Linked DNA regions of Mus musculus: region 2 is linked to region 1. Evidence: chromatin loops called from intact Hi-C (ENCODE). Cell type or tissue: heart. All regions are shown on one strand. Each heading gives the region's core, and the rest is flanking DNA. Links, peaks and the distances in the headings are about the cores only. Region 1 holds the start of Gm12216 (predicted gene 12216). Region 2 has its middle 41 kb from the start of Gm30927.

Evidence for each region. Peaks named below come from ENCODE experiments on the same cell type or tissue, not always from the same donor. Only the 100,000 strongest peaks of a DNase experiment are listed, where the experiment ranks them.
Region 2: it touches region 1 in a loop (26-fold over the local background); 15 of 42 quality-filtered maps call a loop at or near these places.

Annotation. Positions count from the first base shown.
Region 1 is chr11:53,856,822-53,867,841 of GRCm38, reverse strand. Slc22a5 (solute carrier family 22 (organic cation transporter), member 5) reads left to right here. Exons shown (of 10, transcript NM_011396.3): 8 at 137-319; 9 at 1,470-1,605; 10 at 1,946-3,300. The coding sequence ends at 2,033. Gm12216 (predicted gene 12216) reads left to right here and starts at 8,586. Exons shown (of 4, transcript NR_033332.1): 1 at 8,586-8,729. In heart, for the core only: CTCF peaks have their summits at 8,531 and 8,739; DNase peaks (open chromatin) are centred at 8,651, 9,311 and 9,781; H3K4me3 peaks cover 834 bases; H3K27ac peaks cover 438 bases; H3K27me3 peaks cover 877 bases.
Region 2 is chr11:53,933,466-53,944,485 of GRCm38, reverse strand. No RefSeq gene overlaps it. Among named protein-coding and RNA genes, the nearest start is that of Gm30927, 41 kb to the left of the region's middle. In heart, for the core only: no CTCF peak of the experiment used is centred there; no DNase peak of the experiment used is centred there.

The sequences.
Region 1 (11,020 bases), core at 2,082-10,081:
TGTGTTTTCTTCTGATGGAAAGTTACAGAAACTGACCAACTGTTCCACCCCAAACCAAGGAGAAAAGAGAAGAGAACTCCTCAGGGAACCCTTGCACTGACTCTCTTGCCTTTGCTAACTTTCTTTGTCTCTCCAGAATTGTTTTACTTGTCCACTGCCCTGGTGATGGTGGGGAAGTTTGGAATCACCTCTGCCTACTCCATGGTCTATGTGTACACAGCTGAGCTGTACCCCACTGTGGTCAGAAACATGGGTGTGGGGGTCAGCTCCACAGCATCCCGCCTTGGCAGCATCCTGTCTCCCTACTTTGTTTACCTAGGTAAGTACCATGGTGCACTGGAGGATGGGACAGAAGCTCTAAGTAGCCTTACTGTGAGCTGGAGAACAAGCACCTGTGGTTAGCAGGATGCTACAGTTACTGGATCCCTGACTGGAGAAGGTTCCTTCAGTGTAGTGTAGAGAAGGCGCTCATTTGCAAATGTCAGGTAACTCACAGCACAGCTAGATGGGAATGAGGCCGTCTGGGAGTTTCTATTTCAGACTCCCCAGACCCTCCATCACAGAGTACAATGTCTTCATCTGAAGAAATGCTTTAGGGAGGCAGTGTACTTTCCTGGAGGAATTTTTCTTAGAGTTAGGAAAATGAAGAGAATCCTTTCCATGCAAGAGGTCTGATAGACAGACAGTTGCCATAACATAAACACTTCATTCCTTCAGTTTATCTGTGGAGGTAAGAGAACAATTTAGGGAGTCAGTTCTTCCAGTCTCCAAGCTTAGCAGCAAGTATTTTAACCAGCTGGGCCATCTCCCTGGCCCTCAGTTTACTTTCCAGAACAGTAGCTCACTAAGTTGTATGAGCTGGGCTTGAACTTTTGCTCCTCTTGCCTCAGCCTGCTGACTAGGTGGCATATAGAGGCCTGCATGGCACACTTGACAAGATGTTTTATGCCCTGGAAAGATCTGCCTTTTGACATTTTATGTATCAGGACACCAGTTTCTATGGTTCAGAGTACTCCCTCTTGGCAGCTGCTTCTCTCTGCATATCTCTAGTTCAGGAGAGCACTTGCCAGTGTCCAGAGAGTAGCAATTACTTTGCAAGCATGCTACATGGCTCTAATTGGGCAGTACCTAGTCTAACCTGAGTGTAAATCAGACTGTGACGCATCTGCAGAGGTAGAAAGTTGTTCCTGTCCTGGATAAGCACCTTGTGTTGCTTGGAAACCCTGCAGCTGTCCTGTCTCTGTTCCCCTCTACCTCTCCCTTGTCCAGTGTAAACACTGCTGGACCTCTGGGCACATGTGTTCCAGGTCTGGGTTCTGAATCTGTAGATGCCAGACTTCACTCTGGCAGCCCAGGCTTTGGGAAGCACTGGTGCCCACGGGATAGTAAGCGCTAGAAAGAGTCCAGAGAGAATAAAGAGCCCAACTAAGACAGTCTCACTGTAACCTGGGTCCTCTGCTCCACCATAGGTGCCTATGATCGCTTCCTGCCTTATATTCTCATGGGAAGTCTGACCATCCTGACAGCTATCCTCACCTTGTTCTTCCCTGAGAGCTTTGGTGTCCCTCTCCCAGATACCATTGACCAGATGCTAAGGGTCAAAGGGTAAGAGACTTTCCTCCTAATTGTGGATTCATTGGGTCTGGGCCTGGCCAGTTCTTATGGGTCTGCTCCTTAAAGTAGTGCTCCCTGAATACCCTGTCTCACAAATACCTTGACTACCTTGACCATGGTGCTATCTACAGCAATGACCTGATCCTGTGTGAGCAAGTGTCCTTGTGAATGCCAATGAAAGCAGCAGCTCTGAACTACAGGGACCAAGAAAAACATCAAAATTTGCCTTGTGTTTTGTTTTGTTTCTCTCCTGATCTGGTTTACCTATTTTGATACTGGTAGGTATCTGTTTAAAGTTTGTTCCTAACATTTGTTTTTCTTGTTTTAATAGAATAAAACAGTGGCAAATCCAAAGCCAGACAAGAATGCAAAAAGATGGTGAAGAAAGCCCAACAGTCCTAAAGAGCACAGCCTTCTAACACCCTGTCCAGAAGGCAAAAAACTGATTGGAAACCTTCATGTTGTCAGAAATGCTCTCCATGACTGAGGGCTTTTCTGTTCTGTTAACCTTGTGTCTAACATGCTCATGGATTGGGGCATCTGTCCTGGAGAGTCACCTTCCTCTAGGGCCACCAAGGCTAACCAAACAGCTTGCACGTCCCATCACAGTGGTGGATGTGGGCCTTCCAAAGAAATGAATGAGTCTCTTGAACAAGCAGGACTTGGAAGACTATGAGAAACATCTGCTAGACATGCTTTGTTATTTTTTAAGACCTGATAAGGGTGCACATAGAACAGCAGGTCTTTTTCCCTCTCCTTTCCCTAACTGCAGAACTTACAGGAAAGGAATAAGTGTCCCTCAGGGGCAGTGTGCTTGTCTAGGATGCACCAGAAGGAAACAAAAATTTCTTTTCAGAAAATAAGTGATTCCATTGATAGTTTGATTTCTCGTCTTTTCTCAGTTAAAAAGTTTTAACTGCAACACTCTTAACTCGTGACATAACAAAGACTGAGGGAGCCCAAAGGAGACTAAGGTGGAGGCTGGTCCATAAAGCAGACAATGTGTTGACTGTGACTGCTCAGTCCCACAGCCAGGTACTGTGTGTGTGGTCAGGGTCCTGGGCTTGTCCAGGCCCTGTGAGAAATCTACTGTTGAGGCCAAGGCTTGTCTTCCACTGCTGTGTAAATCAAAATTCTGGCTGCCAGCCACTTATCTGTGTCTTGAAGGAAATGTATGGATAACAGAGTGTCCCTTCCCTCTCCCAGCACTGTCATGGGGAGTTTGTTTGTTTGTCATCTGCTGTTTATGTCTCAAGCTATTTGTCCCTTAGCAGAAGCTTGGGAACTGCCTGTGTTCCCCAGCCCAGGGTCACCCTGGCTGGTGTGCAGTTACCACCATACAAGGCCTTCCCAATCTTAGCCACTAGAGCTGCTCTGAGTGCCAAAAATAATAACACTATGCTTCTTCCTTTTACGATGTATAATCATGAGGAAAATTACAAGAAAGAAATGTAAATTGTGTCACAGTCTCTCAGAGTAGCTGGCTGCAGTCGTGTCACATCGGTGGGTGTTTTGTGTTCAGTGTGATTGTCTTCTCTTCTGATTATGTTGCCATGGTGCTCCGAAAGCACATGCTTCACCCACTTACAATACAAAACAAACACCAAACCTGTATTTTGTGAAGGCTACTGAAGTGCCTTGGGCAATGAAATGGTTTTAATAAACAATGATTTTTTTTTAATAATACCAATTGAATACAATCTTTATTCCTAGAATTTGATGGGTTCTTGCCACACCAGAATGCAACTCTTCTATAGGCTAATGGTAGCAGTGGTTTGAGGTTTAAATTGAACTCATACTGTACAGTAGGCATCTACTTAATATTGACCTCATTCCACTAGCCTGGTACACTTAACCTAGGTGTCCTTGGAAACAGCCCAGAGTTTCTGAACAGTTACATACTTTACTTGTAAAAAGGACTCTGAGGAGCAGGCATACAGAAGAGGGAAAGAAGGAGACCCATTTCTAGGATGCCTTCTAGGGGAGGGCAGCACTAAGGAAAGAGGGCTACAGTGGCATGAATTTCTGAGGAACCTGGGGAATACATTTCAAAGACATCTGCGCCAAGGAGAAAAATGGGGAGCACTTGCCTATCACCACCCACTCAAAAGACAACATGGGGGGCATCTGTGCCCCACATTCTTAGTTTACACAGGCATGAGTCACACATAGAGCCTGTCTCTTGGATGGAAAGCAGGCAGCTATACACTGCAGACCCTAGTGAGGCCCTTCAGGCTGCACCTCAGCAAAGCTGGCCAGAAGCTGCTTGAGCCCTGTCCTTGGAGCTACTGAGTCAGTGGTAGGGCAGACAGCGTTGAGCTGGGGGTGTACAAGACACATACGATGTTGATGAAGAGTTTGCCACAGAGTCATCTGTGCTTCCAGTATGAGTGGATCTAGGTCCAAAGCTCACCTGCTAGTGGACAACATGGCACATGCCAAGCAGGGGCCTCTGGCTCAGGAGTAATATAGAGCAGCACATCTAGAAGATTCATTCGGTTTCCAGTCCCCTCAAACCAGGTCCTGAGCTGGGTTCCTGATGACCTGCCTGCTCAGGAGCCCCAGATTGTGAACTGCGATCCTGCCTACCATTTCTGCTGTGAGTGGTCAGTTCCTGCATGGCTTTTATCCTCGGTGTCTGATTCAGTCATTCGTGATCTCCTAAGGCAAACACTACTGCCTGAATGCCTTGTGCTCTCTCTGTGTGGGGAGGGGGCAACAGCCCAAGTCCCTTCTCCTGAAAACCCTCACCGCTGCACAGGCCTGCTGAACATACATAGCCTGTTTCCACTGGAGCCATGACTTTGGGAGGACTGTTCAGGAGAGAGGCATGTGAGCGATGATGATCCAAAGGCCTGTGGTCACTGAAGCTGCCAAACACACAGACAGGAGGGACAAAAGATGATGGAGAAAAAAAATTCTTGAAAAACCAAAATCTCACCATAGGTAAACATAAGGCCAGGATCATAGTATAGTGGTGCATATCTGCTGTGCCAGTTTGTAAGATGCTGAGATAAGATGATGCTTAAAGTTAGTCTGAAGCTTTCTTCTGGTCTCCATAGGCAACAGGCAGACATGCAGACAACTGTGCGTTACCCACAGAGCTGCCTCCTCCCTTGGCAAGAATTTTCATAATTTATCCCTTAATGAGAAAACTCTCAGAAAAAATGCTTGCATGTTCCTGAGATTGAAGCCAGGACCTTAAGCATGCTGTGCGTGTGTACACATGTGGCAGGACTTGTATGTACAAGTGACAGAAGTCACGTCTCTTCCTTCCATTATGTGGGTCTCAGGGATCAAACTCATGTCATCAGGCTTGGCAGCAAGGGCTACTGAGCCATGTCCCTGGGCTCACAGCATTGCGGATGGTCTTTCTAGATCTGAATGACTGGTCTTATTTTCTCACAAAGTGTTTTTCCTGAAGGCTAAAACCACATTGATTTCTGTTTGTTGTTCAATCACCAGCACTGGCAAAATGGCTGCATTTTGTTGTTGTGTTGTTGCTACTTAGTGTTTAGGGTTTTTGTTTTGGTTTGATTTTGGTTTTGTTTCTGTTTTTTTAATTATTACACTTATTTATTCAGAGGAACATGGAAGGCACATGTGTGGGGGTCTGAGGATGACTTTCGGGGGTCATGTTATCCTCTCCTTTCCAACACATGGGTCCCAGAGAGTGAATCACTGTGCCACCCCACTGGCCTGCTACCTACAACTTATTGAATGAAGTGTATGAAAGATGTAAGCTTCGCATTCTTTTTTTATATAACAGTGCTAATCAATGCTAAAACACTGAAAATCTGGTGAATTTTTTGGTTCCACAAGCTAAGAACCAAATATAGACTATCAGAGATAGCAGAGAATCCTGCTTCCTTGTCAGGTTACTGTATATAAAAAGTATATACTAAGCTAAGTATAGCTAAGTAGATGATCCCAATGCCAAGTGCTTACTACTTAAGCATGGGGACCTGCCTTCCATCCCCAGCAATCATGTAAAAGCCAATACTGGGGAGGCAGAGACAGAAGGATGCCTGGGGCTTGCTGGCCAGCCAGTCTAGCTGCCTCTGCAGGATACAGGTTCTCTCATGGAGAGAACCTGCCTCAAAAAATAAGGTACAGGGTGATTGAGGAAGACAACTGATGATAACCTCTGACCTCCACACTCAAATGAACACACATCTACAAAACCAGGTTTTGGCTTTTCCCTTGGGGATCCTTTCCTCTCTCTTCATGACTGCTCTAGCCTAGTTTGTCTTGGTGTAATGAAACACTGGTCAAAGTCAACCTGGGAAGAGTTTATTACAGCTTATAGCCCATCACTGAGGGATGCTGAGAAGGAATCAGGAACTGACTCACAGACCATGAAGGAATACTGGCTTGCTACCCCAATGGCTTGCTCAGCTTGTTTTTTGATACAACCCAGGACCACATGACCAAGGCTGTCACCTCCCCGCAGTGAGCTGGTCCCTCCCATATCAGTCTCCAGTCAAGAAAATGGCCCTCTCCCCAAACATGTCTAAAGGTCAGCCTGATGGAGGCAATTCTTCAGTTAAGGGTCCTCTTCCCAGGTGACTCTAGTTTCTGTTTAGTTGAGGAAAACTAAGCAGCATTCTAACTAAACCTCCCCAGACTTTGTTTATACAAAAGCAGCCGGAGCTCCACTCTGCTCCCATGGTCAGAACTGGCCTGCAGGAGGAAGAGGCCTGCCAGTCTGGCCTTGAATTTCTAATGCTTTCTATTTCCCTCCTGCCGCAGTCAGGAAATACCTTCTGCAGGAGAGATGTGAGCTGCTCTTTTTTTTTTTTTTTTTTTTTTTTTAAAGATTTATTTATTTATTATATGTAAGTACATTGTAGCTGTCTTCAGACACTCCAGAAGAGGGAATCAGATCTCGTTACAGATGGTTGTAAGCCACCATGTGGTTGCTGGGATTTGAACTCTGGACCTTCGGAAGAGCAGTCGGGTGCTCTTACCCACTGAGCCATCTCACCAGCCCCGAGCTGCTCTTTCCATAGCCACCACTGGGGCTGTCTTGCTTTCCCTCCAGCTCCCTGGCAAACACTGAAATCTCTTACCTAGGGTACAGACCGAGGCCTCCACCCTGCAGGACATATGCAAGCTACAGAAACGAGAAGCAAGTGACTCAGAGCCACTACATGGTTCATTTGGGTTTTCACTCCAGATTTTGGTCTGCTCTTTCTGAGCTCTGTAATAAAAATGGTTTTATATTTGTTCTTCTCACACATACATATGCACACCCACACATGCACACATAGACGTGCGCGCTTGTGTGCTTGCTCTCCATTTTGAGAGAGGAGAGGGGGAGGGGGGAGGGGGAGGGGGAGTGAACTAACTGTATTTGTCATGATGATGTTTCCCAACAGCAAGTGTTTTCAGGTATTCTGGGCCAGTATTGGGCAGAGCTTAAAGAATCTGGGAAAACTTTGTGGTAGATCTGCCTTGGCAAATATATATTCCAAAAATATATAACTACAGCAGCTGATTGTGGGGTTCGGTTTTTTGTTTGTTTGTTTTTTGTTTCTGATCACATGAAGGATCTTCCTTTTCACCCAAGTGCTTTATATATGTGAGTAATGTGGAACTTGATAGTCAATGTCAGCATCTTTCTCAATTGGCACATTAACTTATTTTGTGTATGTATGGTATATATGTATATATATATATATATATATATATATATATATATATATACACATACATGTGTGGCTGTGCATATGTGTGTGTTTGTATGCATGTGTGTGCACACACAACATGCTTGTAGGCCAGAGGTTAAAGTTGAGGGTCATTTTCCTTTTTATTTTTAATTTTTCAACATTTTCCTTTTTATTTTTAATTTTTCAACATTTTTATTTAGTGTGTTGGAACAAGCAAGCTTCTGCCACATGCACGTACGATCAGATGTCAACTTGTGGCAGCTGGTTCTCTTCTTCCATTACGTGGAACCTAGAGATTAAACTCAGAGGCCTAAGGCCTGGTGACAGGTGCCTTCTCAGGTAGTTTGGCTGGCCAGTACACCCCAGAGACTCTCGTCTCTGCCTCCCTGATGCTGAGAATACAGGTACTGTGCGTGTCCAGCTTTTTGTGAGGCTTTGGAGACTCAGCTCTGGTTCTCATGCTTGCAAAGCAAGCACTTTGGTTTTTGTTTGTTTGTTTGTTTTCGAGACAGGGTTTCTCTGTGCAGCCCTGGCTGTCCTGGAACTCGCCTCACTTTATAGACCAGGCTGGCCTCGACCACCCGCCTCTGCCTCCTGAGTGCTGGGATTAAAGGCGTGTGCCACCAAGCCCGGCTCAAAGCAAGCACTTTCTGACTAAATTATCTTCCCATCCCCTCACTGATTTGTTACACGTCTTACTGCCTGTTACTACATACCTAGTCTTACATAGAGAGTCTAGTTACTAGCCATTATTTATAGCAACAAGAAACCTTAAAACACTTAACAATTGTTACACAGTAAGTCTTCACAGTGTGGTTCTCAACCTAGGGCCACCCCCTTGGCAGCCCTCTGTTTCCTCAAATATTTACATTATGGTTTATAACAGAAGCAAAATTAGTTATGAAGTAGCAACACAATCTTATGGTTGGAGGTCATCACAACATGAACCGTATTAAAGAGTTGCAGCATTAGGTTGGTTGAGAACACACTGGTACCACAAGGTCGAGGTCTCCCCCACCAAGGGCAACTCAGTGCCAGTCAACCAGGCCAGCACCCAGCCGCACCAGCCCAGCCCAAACCGCTGCCACTGGTCAAGTCCAGCCCAGAGCACGGACACTTGAGTCACTGGTGGTCAGCCGGGTGACTGCGTGGGCCAGTGTTCCCGGGGCTTCGCAGCAGCACCGCCAGCCCTGCTCTGTGAACGCGGGCTCGTGCGTGTGCACTGCCCCGCCAGCCCACAGCGCCCGCCCGTGGGCTGTGTTCGCTCATGGTGCGCTCGGGCCAGTCCTGCCTCCCCTAGTTTTCGCTTTCGCTTTTGCTTTTAATAGCTTCTCCGAAGAGAAACAAAGCGGCGGCCACGACGGTCGACTGTCACGACGGGTGATGGGCTCGGAGGTGAGGGGAGAGGAGAGCGGCCGCCTGAACCCCGGGCCCACAAGAGAGGTAAGCGCAGCCCCGGCCGCTCGCGGGCTCCTCCTTGCGGTGCTGGTGCCAAGCTCTGGATCCACGCGGGTTACAGGGACGCCTGGCGTGGGGCCAGGAGAGCCTTAAGCGTGGCAGGGCTGGGGTCCGAGTGGCTCAGAACCACAAGACCAGGCAGGAGGATCTGGGAAGCCTGGAACTAGCACGCTGAGGATATTGCAGTCCTGGGTCCAGTGGTGCGTTGGCCACCTGAGTGAGCTTCTTTTTGTAGCGTGCGCACACACCTTCCTCTGTCCCTCTCCTCTTCTCCTTCCTTCTGTCTGTCCCTCTCCCACACTCTCATCCCCCATTTCCTCTTCTCTCCCCATTTCTGTAAAAATCCTTCTGATCCCATGTTGCCTTTTGCAGACCCCCTCCTTATACACTCTTTCATGGGAGTATGCATCTGAATGCAGAACCCACTGCCCCACTTGAGCTCACAAGGAACTCAACCTCCCCTCCAGCCTTAACCTGGCAGCCTTAGCCACTGAGCTGCCAAGGTTTGTGCACCTGTCCTACCTCCTGAGCGTTACAAGACCCTGCAAACGCAGCAGCTTACCTTTCGTGATCATAGACATTAAGACTAGGCTAGAATCAACCCTCCTTTCAGTGAGTGTCCTTCCCCTAAGTGAAGTCTGAGGGTCATTATGAAGGGGCCATAGCCCATGCCAGCAAAGATGGACAGGGACCTTCCCAGACCACAGATCAATCTCCTGTCTCCCACAGAGGAATGAAAAATGGTGGCTGTTTTGTCTTGCCTTTGGTGATGTATACACACTTAGGTGTGAATACTGGACTCCATCCCAAACGCTGGAGACAGCCCCTGCCCTCAGGGCATCCACCTTCCCTGGCAAGAAAAACTGTACAGATATGGTTCAATAGAGAACACCTACAACCCCAGCACCCTGGAGGCAGAGGCAGAGGGGTATCTGAGTTCCAGGCCAGCTAAGTTCCAGGTCTCAGCCAGGGCGACTTAGTGAGGCTGTTGTACAGCAGAGATGAAACACATGGCACGAGTGACAAGAGCTAAAAGCAAAACGACCAAGTCTTCAGGTGCCTGCTTATATTTGAGTGACAGCTTTTTGCCTGGCTTGTGTGTGGTTGGCAAGAACGCGCTTGAACTCAACTTGTGTCTCCATAGATGTCATTTCCACCTAACCGCAGGGATCTGACCCTAGGTCCGCAGCTGAAACAAAACTTGATCTGAACCTTAAAAGCGGGGTCTGAATTTGAGAAAGATTGCCAGATGTCCTAAGATTACAAAACTCTGGATCTTCGCTGCCTTTAATCCTCGGATGGTATAGGGAGGCACTGCTTCTAACACATTCTGCTTTAATGTGCCAGAAAAATGAGGTTGTTATCTCTCATTTTGTGGCTTGCTTTCTTTCACAAGCTATTCCTTTTCTCCAGGGCTCCTTTCTCTCCCTCTGAGCCAAATTGAAGCAGCAACCATGGAAAATAAATAACCCCCCCAATATTGTTTTCTGATAAAAATGAGCAGAGTGCATCACAATGACTACGCCATCTGGTCTTAGACTTGCGGGGCGGTGCGGGGCGGTGCGGGGCGGTGCGGGTGGGGCCCTCCCAATTCTGTCTCTAAACACGTTTGGTTTCGCTTTTGGCTGTGGACAAAATTTTTATCAAATGCTCATTCTGTATTTGGCAAGGTAATCTTGTGATCACCTCTCCCTGCCAAGTTAAAACAACATTAAATTGAGCAGCATATCCTATTTTCTGTATTCAGACACAGCTCATCTAGGATAGAGATCTGCTCATTGGTAGTTGATAGGACACTCATGTGGGCCTGAAAATATGGGAAAGAGATTTTAAAATCATATAAGTTGATGTCTGTGTTAAAGGGAGATTTACCGGAGTGGCTTGCAGCTTGTGGTCCAGGTAATACAGCAGTGGCTGCCTCCTGCATGGAAGGCCAAGATTCCAGTAGCTGGTCAGTCCATGAGACTGGATGTCTTTGCCGTCCCCATCTTGTAGTGAACCCCCAGAGGATGCCTAGAGAGCTGCTAGTCTTCAGTCGTTGTTGCACTCCTGAAGCAGTGGACTCTAACAGCAGCAAAGGAACCAAACTGATGCGCTCGCTGTCCAGGGAGAGTGAGGGCAGGCAGAAGGCAAAGCTTCCTTCCCACCCCCACCCCCCCTTTTATATGGACTTTCACCAGAAGGTGTGGCCCAGAGTCAGGGTGAGTCTTCCCACCTCAAATAAGACAATCAAGAAAATTCTCACCAGTGTGCCCAGCTGCTTGGGTTCTTGTTGA
Region 2 (11,020 bases), core at 1,117-9,116, 78 kb before region 1:
ACGCAGGTCTGACGCTGAGAAAGGAGCGTGGGAAGGAAGGAAGCTGGAGTGGGAAGGGCCGCAGGCAGCATAGCAGAAGCATAGGCTAGGCTGACAGGAAGCTGAGAATTCGGATTTGCTGGTTAGGCGGGTCCCACTTGCTAATTTATCCTATGGCATTTAGATCTTTTTATTCTTTAAGGTGCTTGTGTGTGTGCATGTGTGCACATGTGCCAGGGCCTCTATGTACAAGTGACAGAAGTCACTTCTCTTCCTTCCATTATGTGAGTCTGGAGGATCAAACTCATGTCATCAGGCTTGGTAGCAAGGGCTACTGAGCCATGTCCCTGGGCTCACAGCATTGCGGATGGTCTTTCTAGATCTGAATGACTGGTCTTATTTTCTCACAAAGTGTTTTTCCTGAAGGCTAAAACCACATTGATTTCTGTTTGTTGTTCAGTGCCCTGGCAATATTTGATCAGGGTTAATGTAGGTGGCATGGAAATAAAAGGAGAGGAGACTAACAGACAAGACGCAGGGCTGCCCTTCAGTCAGAGCAGTGAAGGACAGAGTCTCTCTGTGAGTGGAAGCCATGTTGGGGCTCTGGGTTCTTAGGGCTTTAAAGGGGCAGAAAAAAGAATTTTATGTAGAAAGATTTTTATCTCCAGACCTATAATCTGCTTTTCTAAGCTTCTAAACTTTGGTGGAGTCCTTGCTACACCATTCTTGCCAGGAGTTCTCATGACATGCTGAACCCAGGCCCAGAACTTCCCTGCTTGTAACTGCCCTGTGATTTCAACTCTTCCGCAGGAAGTACCCAGGCTGCCTGAGGCTTTTAGGTTTTAACCCATTCAGGAAAGATGGGTGGCAGAGGTTTATTGTGGAGGAAGAGGGCAAAGGTGGCAGTGAAGAGGAGTGGGGGAAGAGAGAGAGAGGTCAGAGGGGTCTGCCTTTTATTTGGATAGTAGTCATTCGAAGGTAAAGGTGGGAGGTGAGCCAAGTGGATTCTGGGAATGGATGATGGTTGCCATGGCCGCAGATGTGTGGGTGTCTTTCGCCTATGTGTAATGTCACTGGGTTCGAAGTCAAATCCTATTTTTAATGATGGTTCTTAAATGCTTTAACCTCCCTTGTAGCCCAGCATCCTCCAGAGGTGGTGGAAAAGAAGGGATATGAGGGGGTGTCAGGAGAGTGGACCTGTTTAGAAGGGTTCTTTGGAGCAACTCCCATCTGTGTTGTCTGGAAATCAGCAGTTCAGTTCATAGATTAGCAGCAGCAGCAGCTCGATCCTCTTGAAAGCACTTCACAGATACACCAGCAGACCAGTTCAGTAGAGTTGGGTTAGGTTCAGCAGTGATACAGCATAGCAGCAGAGATATTCAGGCCTCAGCCTCACCTCGAGTTAACAGAAGGACCAGGAGGAACACCAGGAGAAGTTCTTGGCTGTGCCTCTCTCAGGAAAGTGAAAATCAGTGAAGACATGAGACCCACAAGCATTTCACAGCTAGCTGTAGCAGCAGGCCAAGCTCTGTCTCCATCACTCCATGGTGTCCTATTTATACCCTCCAAACATCACGTGTCCTCCATGTGTCTTGCATTCAATCAGCCCAAGTCTACAGAGGCAGCAACAAACTGCAGCATATCACTAGAAGTTTTTTGGTGTGTTTCTCTCTATGGAGTCCTGACAAATGCAGCTCAACTACGAAATGTAAGGCAGACCAATACATGTGTGTTATTAGCAAAAAATCCTATATCACATGTCCTCTCATGTGCTTGCTTTAGCAGAACATCCTCTCTCCTGTGTCTGCTTCAGTGAGACATTCCTTCATGAGTCGGCCTTTAGCCTTTCACACCTGTATGCACTTTAACGAGACGTTCCTTCATGTGTTTGCCCCAGCAGCACACACCATCCAACAGACTTTCAAAAAAAAAAAAACCTTAAGTTTCCACTTCGTGGCTGCATTTTTGTAGTTGCTACCTAATACTTGGGATTTTTTTATTAATTTATTAAATTATATATGGGTAGGCACACCAAAGCACGCATGTGGAGGTCAGAGAATGACTCTCAGGACTCATGTTGCTATCCCCTTCCAACATGTGTGTGCTCCAACACGTGTGTGCCAGAGGCTGAGCTCAGGTAGCCTTTGCTTCCCTAGCACTCTGGTCAAGTGTGCTACCTATAAAAAGAAACCAGATGTGGTGGTGTGAATGGAAATGACCCCTATAGACTCATATGGAGTGTCGTTATTGAAAGTGTGGCCTTGTTGAAGGAGCTGTATCACAGAGCAGAAGGGTTCAAGCCAGGCCAAGTGACATTTTCTAGTTGCTACCTGCTGATCCAGATATAGAACTCTCAGCTGCTTCCTCAGAGGCATTATGTGCATGCCTCCATGCTTCCTGCCATGATAATAATGGGCTAAGCCTCTGAAACTGTAGGCCAAACCCAATTAAATATTTTCCTTCATAATAGGTGCCTTGGTCATGGTGTCTCTTCACAGCAATAGAACATGGACTAAGACAGAGTTGGTACCAGGAGTTGGGGTATTGATGTGACAGGCTGGATCAGGTTTTGATATGGAGGAAGGAATGTGGACTACTTTAGGATTTGGACTAGAAAAGTGATTGAACATTTTAAGCAGGGTTTATTAGGCTATCCTGGACAGGCTACCCTGGTAGAAACATGGAAGACAGCCGTGCTGAAGGTGATTTGAGCTGTGGGGGCAGAGCTCAAAAGGTTTAAGAGGAGAAGAATGTTAGTATGTGGCCTAGAGACCATTCGTATGATATTTTGGTGAAAAATACTGCTGCTTTTTGCTCTTGTCCGAAAAGTCTGCCTGAGGCTACATTGAAGAGTTTTGGATTAATTGTGTTTGCAGAGGAGATTTCTAGACAGCCTAGTGTGGACTGTGTTGTGTGGTTACTAGTGGCCAGTCTTATGCAGATCTTTAATGAAAAGGAACAAGCAGAGCAATGAAAAATACAAAATGCACAGCTTGAAGAGAAAAGGAGCACCAGGCAGTATAAACAGATTAAAGAAAAGCCTGCCGCTAAATGGATTAAGGAAGAGGTTACTTCAGAGAGAGACCCCACCCAGCTAAGCTCACAACTTGTGAAAAGGAGTTAAGGAAAAATAAAAGGAAACAAAGACACTCATAGGGCCAAGTGTGGTGGCACACACCTTTAATCCCAGCTCTTAGAAACAGAGCCAGACGCTTTCCATTTGGCCCCGGGTGGGCATCTGGCTGTGTGAAGCTACTGACCCCACTTGGTGGGGGGTGGACAAGGGGCAGCCCCCGATACCAGAGGCCCAGGGTGACACCCTCTGCCCCGGAGTTATGGGAGAGAGGGCAGAGGGAGAGAGGTTCCCACACAGCGAGAGTCCTTAGTCCGGTTCTTGGCTGGAGCACAGGAAGGTCTTCTGACGGGAGATTAAGTACAGCTTGTTAGGGGAAAGCCTATCCCATCTTCCAAGCACAGTGGGCCTTGATGAACATAGACAGTCTATGGTTTTAGAGCTTTATTGTAGAAAGGCAGGGGGAAAGAGAGAAGGTAAAAAAGAGAGAGACCGGCCATGGCCAAAAGGAGGGAAGGGGGAAAATGAGAGAGAGAGAAAAAAAAGGCTAAAGAGTAAGGGGTTAGAGAGAGAGGGAGAAATGGAGGAGAGAGAGTAAGAGAGTGAGGAGGGGCCAAACAGCCCCTCTTATGGTGGGATTGTTATCTTGTTGTTGCTAGGTAACTGGGAGGAGTCTAGCCTGAAGGTCAGAAGCTTGGGACATAGTGTATGTGACTAAAAGCCACACTTCTCCTGTGGGGGCCGTGGGGGCAGTAACTTCAACAGAAGCCAGGGGGCCAGGAGACATGAGGGAATGCCTTCTATCCATGTAGATGAAAATTATCATCACTGGATTTCACTGGGTTTCACAACCTCAACTCGACTGGAGACCAGCCTGTCTGTGCATAGCCCATTGCCCTACAATAAGATCTCCATCCATGGCTAAGGAAAGTCTCTGAGGTCAGCCATGTGTTACGGGAATCCCTGCATGGAGGCCCAGAGAGACCATTTATGAAGGTGTGAAGGTGAAGCCTGGATTGCCTACGAGATCCCAAGAAGTTGGAGATGTCAGAGCCTTGGGATACCTGCTGAGGAAAGCTGCTAAGAGGAAATGGAACCAGCCCAAGAGAAAGAAGTGGGTTTGAGGTGGAAAAGCTGAAAGGAGTTGGAGAGCTGAAGAGCCCTTTGCATCAGACATGAAGATGCAGAGTTTAGTGTTTGCCCAGCTAGGGTTGTTTTTTATTTATTTATTTTTTCCTTGATTTGGTTCAGTGGTTCCTCATTATGCTCCCTTTCCTCCATTTTATAATGGTAATTGTATTAGTCAGGGTTTTACTGCAACAGACACCATAACCAAGGCAACTCTCATAAAGACAAAATTTAATTGGCGTTGGTTACAGGTTCAGAGGTTCAGTCCATTATCATCAAGGCAGGAGCATGGCAGCATCCAGGCAGATGTGGGGCTGGAGAAGTTGAGAGTTCTACATTTTACCCAAAGGCAGACAGAGAAGACTGGCTTTCAGGCAGCTAGAATGAGGGTCTTAAAGCCCATGCCCACTGTGACACACCTATTCCAACAAGGCCACACCTACTCCAACAAGGCCACATGTCCAAATAGTGCCATTCCCTGGGTCAAGCATATTCAAACCATCACAGTAATGTTTTTTTTCCTACGCATGGTATGTTGGAACTATGTGATCTGCTTTTTTCTTTTGATTTAAGAGTCTCCAGTGAGTCTCAGAAGAGACTTTGAACTTTGGACATTTTAAATAGTGGTGATACTGTGATAGACTATAGGAACTTTTGAAGTTGGACTAAATGCATTTTGCATGATGATATGGCTACAAGCCTATGGTAGCCAAAGAGCGGAATGTGGTGGTTTAAATGAAAACGGTCCCCATAGACTAGAGTACCATTATTGGAAGTGTGGCCTTGTTAGAGGAAGTGTGTCACAGGGGGACACAAAGGGAGCTTTGAGGGTTCAGAAGCTCAAATCAAGCCCAGTGTCACCCTGTCTTCCTGCTGCCTGCAGATCCGGATGTGAACTCTCAGCTTCTTCCCAGCACCGTGCCTGCCTGCACACCAAAATGTAAACTGAACCTATGAAGCTGGAAGTCAAACCCAATTAAATGTTTTCTTTTAGAAGAGTTGGTGTGGTCCAGCTGGAGAGATGGCTCAGTGGGTAAGAGCACTGACTGCTCTTCTAGAAGTCCTGAGTTCAATTCCCAGCAATCACTTGGTGGCTCACAACCATCTGTAATAGGATCTAATGCCCTCTTCTGGTGTGTCTGAAAACAGCTGCAGTGTACTCATATAAGTACAATAAATATGTCTGTTTTTAAAAAAAAAAGAAAGAAAAGAAAAGTTATTGTGGTCATGGTGTCTCTTCACAGCAACAGGACACTGAGCATGACCCCTGCGGAGATTCCCCTGTAGCAGGTCTTCCCTACATAAGCATAAATAAGTGTAAGGGTCCATGATTCACTGAAGAATTACACCCCTCTCCAAGAGTATGTAAAAGCAAAGAGTGTTTTATTCTTCAGAAGTCCAGCAAGCTGGGATCTCCCATTCCAAGATGGAGACAACCAAGTGAGCTCGCAGGCCCTATTTAAAGCATACTAGGGGAGTTCCAGGAAGGGAAAGGTGACCTCTATCATTGACTCCATCTCTAGGGACATTCCAGAACCATTGCTGGGGAAGTATGGACACAGTTGCTGACCCATTGTCCTTGCCTCAGGCCAGGTGGCAGGGTAGCCTCTGAGGCCTGGACTTACCTGGACTTGCCCAGTTCTTGGAAACAGAGATTTAGGCCTAGTCTCCTGAACTGCCAATTTGAAGGCTGTCATAGAGTCAGCCTGTCTCATAAGACCCTGACTTCCATCCCCAGCAGCATATAAAAGCCAAAACTGGGGAGGCAGAGACAGAAGGATGCCTGGGGCTTGCTGGCCAGCCAGTCTAGCTGCCTCTGCAGGATACAGGTTCTCTCATGGAGAGAACCTGCCTCAAAAATTAAGCTACAGGGTGATTGAGGAAGACAACTGATGATAACCTCTGACCTCCACACTCAAATGAACAAACATCTACAAAACCAGGTTTTGGCTTTTCCCTTGGGGATCCTTTCCTCTCTCTTCATGACTGCTCTAGCCTAGTTTGTCTTGGTGTAATGAAACACTGGTCAAAGTCAACCTGGGAAGAGTTTATTACAGCTTAAGGCCCTTCACTGAGGGATGCTGAGAAGGAATCAGGAACTGACTCACAGACCATGGAGGAATGCTGGCTTGCTACCCCAATGGCTTGCTCAGCTTGTTTTTTGATACAACCCAGGACCACATGGCCAAGGCTGTCACCTCCCCCCAGTGAGCTGGTCCCTCCCATATCAGTCTCCAGTCAAGAAAATGGCCCTCTCCCCAAACATGTCAATAGGTCAGCCTGATGGAGGCAATTCTTCAGTTAAGGGTCCTCTTCCCAGGTGACTCTAGTTTCTGTTTAGTTGAGGAAAACTAAGCAGCATTCTAACTAAACCTCCCCAGACTTTGTTTATACAAAAGCAGCCGGAGCTCCACTCTGCTCCCACAGTCAGAACTATCTGCAGGAGGAAGAGGCCTGCAGGAGAAAGAGGCCTGCAGGAAGAAGAGGCCTGCAGGAGGAAGAGGCCTGCAGGAGGAAGAGGCCTGCAGGAGGAAGAGGCCTGCAGGAGAAAGAGGCCTGCAGGAGAAAGAGGCCTGCAGGTCTGGCCTTGGTTTTCTTTTCTTTTTTTTTTTTTTTATTTTTTTTATTAGGTATTTTCCTCATTTACATTTCCAATGCTATCCCAAAAATCCCCCATACCCTCCCCCCCACTCCCCTACCCACCCACTCCCACTTTTTGGCCCTGGTGTTCCCCTGTACTGGGGAATATAAAGTTTGCATGTCCAATGGGCCTCTCTTCTAATGCTTTCCATTTCCCTCCTGCCGCAGTCAGGAAACACCTTCTGCAGGAGAGATGTGAGCTGCTCTTTCCATAGCCACCATTGGGGCTGTCTTGCTTTCCCTCCAGCTCCCTGGCAAACACTGAAATGTTTACACAATGGAGTACTACTCAGCTATTAAAAAGAATGAATTTATGAAATGTGTAGGCAAATGGGTGGACCTGGTGGGTATCATCCTGAGCGAGGTAACACAATCACAAAAGAACTCAAATGATATGTACTCACTGATAAGTGGATATTAGCCCAGAAACTTAGTATAGCGAGATATAAGGTACAATTTGCAAAACACATGAAACTGAAGAAAAACGAAGACCAAAGTGTGGACACTTTGCCCCTTCTTAGAATTGGAAACAATCACCTATGGAAGGAGTTACAGAGACAAAGTTTGGAGCTGAGACAAAAGGATGGACCATCTAGAGACTGCCATATCCAGGGATCCATCCCATAATTAGCCTCCAAACGATGACACCATTGCATACACTAGCAAGCGTTTGTTGCAAGAACCATGATATAGCTGTCTCTTGTGAGACTAGGCCGGGGCCTAGCAAACACAGAAGTAGATGCTCACAGTCAACTATTGGATGGATCACAGGGCCCCCAATGGAGGAGCTAGAGAAAGCATCCAAGGAGCTAAAGAGATCTGCAACCCTATAGGTGGAACAACATTATGAACTAACCAGTACCCCGGAGCTCTTGACTCTAGCTGCATATGTATCAAAAGATGGCCTAGTCGGCCATCACTGGAAAGAGAGGCCCATTGGACAGGCAAACTTTATATGCCCCAGTACAGGGGAATGCCAGGGCCAAAAAATGGGAATGGGTGGGTAGGGAAGTGGGGGGGGGGGGCTTTTGGGATAGCATTGGAAATGTAATTGAGGAAAATACATAATAAAAAAAAGAGAGAGAGCAACCTAGCTGTACTTGTCCTGTCTTTCCTGACAGCAAGTGTTTAAAATGCTTGCAGGTGTCAGGGACCAGTGTTGAATAGAGCTTAAAGCATTTTGGCAAACTTTTATGGCAGTTTCAGTCTTGGCAAAAATTTGTTCCAATGGGCTAACTACAGCAAACTGTGGGACCCCATATTAGAAACCCTTGCCAACTACATTCTAAGTGTTTCTGTGTGCAGATGACAAATACTTTAAGACTGTCTTGTTGTCATGCAGATGCCACCGGCAAGTAAGTGCAGCCCCTGCTACTCCAGGGCTTGTCCTTGTGAGGCAGGCACTAAGCTCCAGGGGGGTACTGAGTTAGGGAGGACCTAAAATATGACACAGCTGGGGTCCACATGGCTCAGAATCGCCAGGTCAGCCTGGAGGACCTGGGAAACCTTGGACGGTTCAGATCTAGCACCTCAGGGCTCCGGGAGTGCTTTCACCACCTGAGTCCATATTGCTTTGTGTTTTCTTTTAAACACTCTTTTCATCGAGTTTTAGATTGTTCTCCAGACTCTTCACTGAGAGAACTCTTTGATTCTGAGATAGTACTATGCCAAGTGATATCTTATTTTTGTCACGTTATTGTAGCATAGGACTGAAGTGGAAACTTCTAGTTCTTTGGAAAATTAGTTATAGCAAGTGAAGTTTTGCTGGGGGCACACAGGTGAAAGGATAAGACTTGCTTTAGCAAACCCGTGAGAGGACACTTGAAGGAATACAAATATGACCCCAGAGACAATGGGAGACGAGCACTGAGCCTTGCTATTTGTAGCGAAAGACATGCATGTATTGGTTTGCCTTGAGCTCAACTTGTGCTCCTGGGGTTACTGCAGCAGCTTGATGCTTCCACTGCCTTGCCTCGGGCCAGTTGGTGAGCCTGGCAGTTTCCTTAGGATTGAACGACACCTGCCTGGTGTCTGCTTGCTGAAAGGCCTGGACTGTAGCTGCTGGTTTGTGCCTGGGGTCTGTCTGCCTAGAGGACTGGTCTGCAGCTGCTGAGTTGTATTTGGTGTTTGCTACAGGACTGAACTGCTGCCCAAGATCAAGCTCACCCCAAAGAGTCATTGAACAGGTCCACTTCCCCCCAACCTAGTAACTTGTCTCTTCCACTACCTCTGCTGAGTGGTAGGCTAGAGGAGAGACTGACCCCTTATTTAAAGTAGGTTGCAAAAAATTTATGCCTACATAGGACTGTATTTCAAACCATATCTTCTTTGAGGTGTTACTATGCTCTGATCATCCTATCTACAAAAAGATCATCCTATCTGGGGTTGTAACTGTTCATATGCATGCACAGAGAGCCATGGAGGGGCACCTGAGTATCCACCTACTCTCTGCCACCTGTCCTATGCAACTCATCCCTAATTGCAAGTGGTCTCAGAGAGAGCTAGAGTGTATATAGCTCAGGAAGATACAGGGAAGTCAGGAGTGCTCTATCTAAGTGGCTATGGGAAAGCTCTCATCCATAATGTGGAAAGACTTTCCAGTCTGACTTTGGGTGGGGAAGAGAGCACCCACACTCCAGTAAGTAAGCCCTTATTCATCTATGCTCTGAAAGCCCAGTAAATTCATGGTTTCCCAAGGAGAACCGTGGCAGAATTGTACCTAGGTTTGTCTTGGGTGGAGGGATAGACTTGAGAGTGTTTTTGATTGTGTTTCCCCAGAGAAGGAGTTTAGCAACAGTTGTTGAGTATAGATTTTCTGCTGACTTAGTTGCTAGCTTGTAATGAGAATAAAGGCAATCAATTGTTTTTAGTTTTGGACTCACGTCCTTTTACCTTCCCGGACTCATCCACTCTGACAATTTTTCTCTTGATGATCTTGAGACTCCTGTGAAAATGATGCCAGTTGTGAAATATGCCTCTTCCTAGATCATTGGTTTTCCTTTCTATCTCCTTAAGGCCTCTCCTGCCTCTGTAATTCTATAGCATGGTAGGGAGAGCAGACGCCTTGTCTTGTCCTATTTCTTAAGAGCACAGTTTCTTTGTTAAGTAATATGTTAGCTGTGGGGTTGTAGAAGGTGGTCTTTATCAAGCAAAAGAAATGCCTTTCTTTCTTTCTTTTTTTTTTGGGGGGGGGGGTTGGTTTTGGTTTTTTTTTTTTTAAGATTTATTTATTTATTATATGTAAGTACACTGTAGCTGTCTTCAGACACTCCAGAAGAGGGCGTCAGATCTTGTTACAGATGGTTGTGAGCCACCATGTGGTTGCTGGGATTTGAACTTTGGACCTTCAGAAGAGCAGTCGGGTGCTCTTACCCACTGAGCCATCTCACCAGCCCCCGGTTTTGGTTTTTGAGACAGGGTTTCTCTGTGTAGCCCTGGCTGTCCTGGAACTCACTCTGTAGACCAGGCTGAACTCGAACTCAGAAATCTGCCTGCCTCTGCCTCCCAAGTGCTGGGATTAAAGGCGGGCGCCACCACTGCCCTAAAAGCCCACTGAAAAGAGGCAAAAAAGTAACAGCTTCCTTCTTCAGTGTCCTTCTATGTGGGCTGCCACCAGAAGGTATGGCCCAGATTTAGTGTGTCTTCCCTCCTCAAATAATCCAACCAAGAATATGTCTTATAGCTCTTGACTTTTAGTTGATTCTAGATGTAGTCAAATTGGCATCCAAGATTGGCAATCATATGCAGCAAGTCTCCTAACTGCTAAATCACAGGCCATTTATGGGACAATTTTATAACTTTTAAAATGACAATTGTATTTTCCATTTCCTCCTTTTCTGTATAGACTCTTTAAATTTTTAAATTAATTCTGTATGTGTACTGGGGGTGCATTCACATGAATTAGCACACATATGAAGCTCAGAGGACAACTTACAGAAGATGATTTTTGCATTCTACCATACGAATCCCTGGGATTGAACTCCGGTGGTCAGGCTTGGCAGCGAGTACCTTTATTCTCTAATCCACCTCACCAGCTCATCATCATCATCATCACAGCACTGGGATCTGTCTTAGGGTTTCTATTGCTGTGATAAAACACCATGACCTTTTAAAAGCAAGTTAGGAAGGAAGATGTTAATTTGGCTTTCACTTCCACATCCCTGTTCATCACTGAAGGAAGTCAGAACAGGAATTCAACAG